3 separate regions of the Homo sapiens genome follow, and regions 2 and 3 are each linked to region 1. The links are chromatin loops, found by intact Hi-C in ENCODE. Cell type or tissue: heart right ventricle. All regions are shown on one strand.

What was found. Hi-C counts contacts between places; a loop is a spot of excess contacts. Peaks named below come from ENCODE experiments on the same cell type or tissue, not always from the same donor. Only the 100,000 strongest peaks of a DNase experiment are listed, where the experiment ranks them.
Region 2: it touches region 1 in a loop (6-fold over the local background); 10 of 110 quality-filtered maps call a loop at or near these places.
Region 3: it touches region 1 in a loop (6-fold over the local background); 6 of 110 quality-filtered maps call a loop at or near these places.

Annotation. Positions count from the first base shown.
Region 1 is chr15:20,339,962-20,342,461 of GRCh38, forward strand. No RefSeq gene overlaps it. Among named protein-coding and RNA genes, the nearest start is that of GOLGA6L6, 200 kb to the right of the region's middle. RefSeq lists enhancers at 151-674, 675-1,196, 1,197-1,720, 1,721-2,242, 2,243-2,500. In heart right ventricle, no CTCF peak of the experiment used is centred here; DNase peaks (open chromatin) are centred at 540, 1,200, 1,610 and 2,110.
Region 2 is chr15:22,243,493-22,245,992 of GRCh38, forward strand. The region is part of intron 1 of LOC101928039 (a long non-coding RNA gene); the gene reads right to left. Among named protein-coding and RNA genes, the nearest start is that of MIR1268A, 19 kb to the left of the region's middle. In heart right ventricle, no CTCF peak of the experiment used is centred here; no DNase peak of the experiment used is centred here.
Region 3 is chr15:20,288,179-20,290,678 of GRCh38, forward strand. It overlaps the pseudogene CHEK2P2. Among named protein-coding and RNA genes, the nearest start is that of GOLGA6L6, 250 kb to the right of the region's middle. In heart right ventricle, no CTCF peak of the experiment used is centred here; DNase peaks (open chromatin) are centred at 863 and 1,213.

The DNA.
Region 1 (2,500 bases):
ATTTGTGTGTTTGTGAATATGAGTGTATGTGTGTGAATCTGTATGCCAATGTATAAATTCTTTTTTGTTTTTTTGAGACAGAGTCTTGCTCTGTCACCCATACTGGAGTACGAAACATGATGAAACCCCATCTCTACTAAAAGTACAAAAATCAGCCGGGTGTTGTGGCTCAGGCCTGTAATCCCAGCTACTCGGGAGGCTGAGGCAGGAGAATTGCTTGAACCTGGGAGGCAGAGGTTGCAGTGAGCCAAGATCATACCGTTGCATTGCAGCCTGGGAGAGCCAGCCAGCCGGCCAAGCCAGCCAGCCAGCCAAGCCAGCGAAGCCAGCCAAGACGGCCAAGCCAGCCAGCAAGCCAAGCCACCCAGCCAGCCAGACAGCCAACCCAGCCAAGCCATCCAAGCCAGGCAAGGAAGCCAGCGAGCCAAGCCAGCCAAGCCAGCGAGGCAGTCACCAAGCCGGCCACGCCAGCCTGTCACCCAAGCCGGCCAAGCCAGCCAGCCATCTAAGCCAGACAAGCCACCCAGCCAGCCAACCAGCCAAGCCAGCCAGCCAGCCAAGCCACCCAGCCAGCCAAGCCAGCCAAGCCAGCCAGCCAGCCAAGTCAGCCAGGCCACCCAGCCAGTCAGGCCGGCCAAGCCACCCAGCCAGCCAGAAAGCCAACCCAGTCAAGCCAGCCAAGCCAGCCAATCCAGCCAAGGAAGCCAGCGAGCCAAGCCAGCCAAGACAGCTAGCCAGTCACCCAGCCAGCCAAGCCAGCCAAGCCAGCCAGCCAGAAAAGCCAACCAAGCAACCCCGCCAGCGAAGCCAGCCAAGCCACCCAGCAAGCCAAGCCAGCCAAGCCAGCCAAGCCAGCCAGCCAGCCAAGCCAGCCAAGCCAGCCAGCCAGCAAAGCCAGCCAAGCCAGCCAGGCCACCCAGCCAGCCAGCCAGCCAAGGCAGCCAAGCCAGCCAGCTAGGCCAGCCAGCCAGCCGGCCAAGCCAGCCAAGCCAGCCAGCCAGCCAAGCCAGGCAAGCCAGCCAAGCCAGCCAGCCAGCCAAGCCAGCCGGCCTACCAGCCAGCCAAGTGGCCAGAGAGCCAAGGCAGCCAAGTCAGCCAGCCACCCAAGCTAGGCAAGACACCCAGCCAGCCAAGCCAGCCAAGCCACCCAGCCAGCCAACAGCCAAGCCAGCCAGCCAGCCAAGCCACCCAAGACAGCCAGCCAGCCAAGCCAGCCAAGCCACCCAGCCGTCCAAGCCAGCCAAGCCACCCAGCCAGCCAACGAGCTAAGCCAGCCAGCCAAGCCAGCCAGCCAGCCAAGCCCGCCAAGCCACCCAGCCAGCCAAGCCAGCCAGCCAGCGAAGCCAGTCAAGCCAGCCGGCCTCCCAATCCAGCCAAGCCAGCAAGCCACCCAAGCCAGCCAAGCCAGCCAGCCACCTAAGCCAGCCAAGCCAGCCAGCCAGACAAGTAAGCCAGACAGCCATCCAGCCAAGCCTGTCAAGCCAGGCAGCCAGGCAAGGCAGCCAAGCCAGCCAGCCAGCCAAGCCAGCCAAGCCACCCAGCCACCCAAGGCAGCCAAGCTGCCCAAACAGCCAAGCCAGCAAAGCCACCCAGCCAACCAAGCCAGCCAGCCACCCAGCCAGCCAGGCCAGCCAGCCAGCCAGCCAGCCAGCCAAGCCAGCCAAGCCAGCCAGGCCACCCAGCCAGCCAGACAGCCAAGCCAGCCAAGCCAGCCAGCCAGTGAAGCCAGCCAAGCCAGCCAAGCCAGCCAGCCAGCCAAGACAGCCAAGCCAGCCAAGCCAGCCAAGCCAGCCAGCCAGCCAAGCCAGCCAAGCCAGCCAAGACAGCCAGCCAGCCAAGACAGCCAGCCAGCCAAGCCAGCCAAGCCAGCCAAGACAGCCAGCCAGCCAAGCCAGCCAGCCAGCCAAGCCAGCCAAGACAGCCAGCCAGCCAAGCCAGCCAGCCGGCCAAGCCAGCCAGCCAGCCAGCCAGCCAACCCAGCCTGTCAAGCCAGCCAGCCAAGCCAGCCAAGCCAGCCAGACAGCCAAGCCAGCCAAGCCAGGCAGCCAGCCACGTGAGCCAGCCAGCCAAGCCAGCCAGCTGGCCAAGACAGCCAAGCCACTCAGCCAGCCAAGCCAGCCCAGCCAGCCCAGCCACCCAGCCAGCCAAGCCACTCAGCCAGCCAAGCCAGCCCAGCCACCCAGCCAGCCAAGCCACCCTTCCAGCCAAGCCAGCCAAGAAAGCCTGCCAGCCAAGCCAGCCAAGCCAGCCAGCAAGCCAAGCCAGCCAAGCCAGCAAGCCAGCCAAGCCAACCGGCCAGCCAGCCAGCCAAGCCAGACAAGCCAGCCAGACAGCCAAGCCAGCCAAGCCAGGCAGCCAGCCAAGTGAGCCAGCCAGCCAAGCCAGCCAAGCCAGCCAAGCCACCCAGCCGGGCAAGCCAGCCAAGCCACACAGCCAGCCAAGCCAACCACGCCAGCCAGCAAGCCAAGCCAGCCAAGCCAGCCAGCCAACCAAGCCAGCC
Region 2 (2,500 bases), 1.9 Mb after region 1:
TAAGCCAATACTTCACCAACATATGTTGCCATATTTTAAGATCTAACACACAGGTGTGGTGGCTCAGACCTGTAATCCCAGCAACTTAAGAGGCCAAGGTGGGCGGATTGCTTGAGCCCAAGAGTTCAAGACCAGCCTGGGCCACATAGTGAGGCCCCATGTTTACAACAAATATAAAAATTAGCCAGGTGTGGTGGCGCATGCCTTTTTTCACAGCTACTTGGGAGGCTGAGGCAGGAGGATTGTTTGAGCCCAGGATGCAGAGATCGTGGTGAGCTGAGATTGCACCACCGCACTCCAGCCTGGATTGACAGACCCAGACCCTGTCTCATTAAAAAAAAAAAAAAAAAAAAAGAGCTAACAGACTGGCGATGGGACTTCACTGTGAAACTCCCATTCATCCTGCAAGTTTCCCTTGGGTGACAGCTGAGGAGCCACCACCGCAGTGCCACCAAGACTGAGGGGTGTCCCCGCCTGTGACCTCAGGTCCCCCTTCTGCCTCTTTAGTCCTCCATTCCTTGTTCCACCAATGACCAATATTAAATTCTCTCTGCTAAACTAACCAGTGCATTTTCTGTTTTTCTGACCAGACCATCATGGGTACAGAGAGCCAGCGTCAGCTCAGAGTGAATATTCATAAAACCTGATTTCTTGCTTAATCTTAAGCAATAATCTCATCTCTTCTTCCTGGTCCTCAGTGGATCACCTCACACCCCAGGGACATGATCACTGCTCTATAACATAGAACTCATGGGACATTTAATGTTAACTTAATTACCCCCATCATTGGCTTGCTGTGTACCCACTGTGGCACTGAATCATGGCACCCAAAAAGATGCCCACGTCCTAATCCCCAGAACGTGTGGATGTGACCTCACATGGTAAAAGGGACTTTGCAGATATGATTAAGTTACGTATGTTGGCAGGGTATGGTGGCTTATGCCTTTAATGCCAACACTTTGGGAGGCTAAGGTGGGAGGATTACTTAAGGCCAGGAATTCAAGATCAATCTGGGCAACATAGTGAGACCTTATCTCTACAAAAAAAAAAAAAAAAAATTAGGGCAGGGCACAGTGGCTCATGCCTGTAATCCCAGCACTTTGGGAGGGTGAGGTGGGCAGATCACCTGAGGTCAGAAGTTCAAGACCAGCCTGGCCAACATGGGGGAAATCTCGTCTCTACTAAAAATATAAAAATTAGCCAGGTATGGTGGCCCACACCTGCAATACCATCTACTGGGGAGGCTGAGGCAGGACAATTGCTTCAACACAGGAGACAGAGGTTGCAGTGAGCAGAGATCATGCCACTGCATTCCAATCCGGGTGATAAAGCAAGACTCTGTCTCAAAAAAAAAAAAAAAAAAGCCAGGTGCGGTGGCTTACGCCTGTAATCCCAGCACTTTGGGAGGCGGAGGCAGGTGGATCACAAGGTCAGGAGATCGAGACCATCCTGGCTAACATGGTGAAACCCCGTCTCTTCTAAAAATACAAAAAAATTAGCCAGGTGTGGTGGCGGGCACCTTTAGTCCCAGCTACTTGGAAGGCTGAAGCAGAAGAATGGAGTGAACCCGGGAGGTGGAGCTTGCAGTAAGCCCAGACTGCGCCACTGCACTCCAGCCTGGGAGACAGAGTGAGACTCTCTCTCAAAAAAAAAAAAAAAAAATTAGCTGGGCATGGTGGCTGATATGGTTTGGCTTTGTATCCCCACCCAAATCTCCTCTTGAATTGTAATCCCATAATCCCCACCCGCCATGGGAGGGAATTGAATCATGGGGGCAGTTTCCCCCATGCTGTTCTTGTGATAGTGAGTGAATTATCTCAAAATCTGATGGCTTGATAAGCGTCTGGTGTTTCCCCTGCTGGCACTCTTTCTCTCTTCTGCCACCCTGTAAAGAGGTGCTTTCTGCCATGATTTTAAGTTTCCTGAGGCCTCCCCAGCTCTGTGGAACTGTGAGTCAATTAAACCTCTTTTTATAAATTACCCACTCCCAGGCCGGGTATGGTGGCTCACGCCTGTAATCCCAGCACTTTGGGAGGCCAAGGCGGGTGGATCACGAGGTCAGGAGATCAAGATCATCCTGGCTAACATGGTGAAACCCTGTCTCTACTAAAAATACAAAAAAATTAGCCGGGCGTGGTGGTGGGCACCTCTAGTCCCAGCTACTCAGGAGGCTGAGGCAGGAGAATGGTGTGAACCCAGGAGGCAGAGGTTGCAGTGAGCCGAGATCGTGCCATTGCACTTCAGCCTGGCAACAGAGCAAGACTCCATCTCAAAAATAAATAAAAATAAATGGCCAGGTGTGGTGGCTCACACCTGTAATCCCAGCACTTTGGGAGGCTAAGGTGGGTGGATCACGAGGTCAGGAGATCAAGACCATCCTGGCTAACATGGTGAAACCCTATCTCTACTAAAAATATAAAAAATTAGCTGGGTGTGGTGGTGGGCGCCTCTAGTCCCAGCTACTCTGGAGGCTGAGGCCGGAGAATGGCGTGACCCTGGG
Region 3 (2,500 bases), 52 kb before region 1:
TATAGGCCTGATTAGGCTTGTGACCACTCTGTTTGGCTTCACTGAAGGGCTGCCAAGAGATGGACTTTTGAGAGTGACACTGCAAGATAATTGAGATCCTAAGTAAAGCCGTGAGAGGGTGGGGAGAGGAATCCAGATGAGCTTGCTGCTGTCAAATGGCAATGGGGAGCTACACTGAGAAACTCAAAACATGGTGAACTCAAGTGTTCTGCCCTGCCTTGGCCTCCCAAAGTGCTGGGATTACAGGTGTGAGCCACTGTGCCTGGTCCTTCTTTCTTTCTCTTTCTTCCTCCTTCCTTCCCCCTCCCCTCTCCTCCATTCCTTTTTCCTCCCCTCTTTCATCCCCCCTCCCTTTTTCCTTCCTTGCTTCTTTCCTTCCTTCCTTCCTCAGGGTCTTGCTGTCTCACATAGGCTGGAGTGCAGTGGCATGATCACTGCACCATGACTTTCAGGCTCAAGTGATCCTCCTGCCCCAGCCTCCCAAGTAGCTGAGACTACAGGTGCATGCCACCATGTCTGGCTAATTTAATTTTTTTTTTTTTTTTTGGAGACAGAGTCGTACTCTTTTGCCCAGGCTGGAGTGCAGTGGTGTGATCCTGTCTTACTGCAACCTCCGCCTCTCGAGTTCAAGTGATTCTCCTGCCTCAGCCTCCTGAGTAGCTGGGATTACAGGCATGCACTACCACGCCTGGCTAATTTTGTATTTTTAGTAGAGATGGGGTTTAACCATGTTAGCCAGGCTGATCTTAAACTTCCGACCTCAGGTGATTCACCCACCTTGGCCTCCCAAAGTGCTGGGATTACAGGCGTGAGCCTCCATGCCTGGCCTAATTTTTAAATTTTTTTGTAGTGACAAAGTCCCAGTATGTGGCCCAGGCTGGTCTCAAATTCCTGGCCTCAAGCAATTATCCCACCTTGGCCTCCCAAAGTGCTGGGATTATAGGCATGAGCCACCATGCCCAACCTAGTGTTGTAAAATTTCCATATCCATCAAGTTGCCAAATGGTGGAGGACTTTGCTGTATCCTCTCCCTTTCCCCACTGTGGTATGCTTGGCTCAGTGGGAGGAGGGGCTGGAGTTGGGTGGGAAAGTACATGAGGCACTGGAATCAGATAACTCTGGGTCTGTATTCCGCACATGCCACCTGTGAGTGGCTGAGCTGGGCTTCTGGCCAGCACTCAAAGGCCACATTACTAGATATAGATGTTCCTTTCACCTTGCTGAAGATGGGGAGAGCTGCACCGGACCACCTCTCAGGGTTTCCTAATGCAAATCCTTGAACCCTGCAGAAGTGAGCATCCAGAGAGGTGGGAGCTACCCGTATACACACTGTCTGTGCCCTGCTCATCTCCCGTTCCTGCAGCATGAAACACCTGTAATGCTTTGTTCTGTTTATTGTCTCCCTTTCTCATTAGACCTGAACTCTGGGATACTGTGGGCTTAAGTACTTCTGAAAATTTCTATGGCATCTGCTGGGTGAATTTTCCTAGGGTGCTGGGCTGGTTGTTAAGACAGCCTGGGTGACTGGCCTCATTCATGGCAGGGGCAGCAGGTGGAGAGCGGTCCTGGAAGGATTTGAGGAGCTGCACGGAGTGAGACCCAGCCCCTGGCCCCTGATTGTCACCTTTCTCAGGATCTGGGATGCTAATTCAGAAACTCTTGACTGCTGGAGGCTGTGATTGACCCACTGAGAGCTTTTAGGCATGTGGATGTGACTCAGCCAGGATCGATGGAGCATTGACTGCTGATTGGACTCCTGTGGGAAGGTAGAGGGGGGCAACACATAATGCCTTCACTGTGGGAGCTTCATCAAGGGGATGATTCTTGGACGGACATCTTTTCCTCCCTCTTTCCACAGAGGCATGCTAGCCCTGTCATTCTAGGAGTTTATTATCCTTCAGACACAGCTACTTATGTTTTTAATTCCCTCACAGGATGAAGACATGAAGAGAAAGTTTCAAGATCTTCTGTGTGAGGAAAATGAATCCACAGCTCTACTCCAGGTTCTAGCCCAGGTATTCGTATTCCTGATGATCACTAAATGTAGTCTGGGCTTAAGGAGATGATAAGCAAAGATGATGAAATTCAAGATTTTCCTGAGTAGCAATTGCTTAACATTGTTTCAGTTATAATGTAGTAGAAACTCTGTTTGAACTTGATTCACTCCAGCACCCTTAGATTTAAAAACGCAGGATATGTTTAATATCTAACACATAATAGACAGATAAGCACAGCTAGGGATTGTCATCCAAAAGGTCACCTGCAAGGCAATTTCGAAAGACTCTATTAGGGGCTCAAATATAAATTTGTTGGAAAAATTAAAATTTGGGTCAGTAGTTGATTCCTTGATTACAAGTTTATTCTTTAAAGTTCTTTGTGAGTATAAGTTAATTCCAGTCCTACTTTGTTGTTGTTGTTGTTGTTGAATGGTAGCTGTCCTTTTTCCCACTGTTTCCTCCCCGCTGCCCCGATTTTTATTTTCTTGAGACAGAGTCTTAGT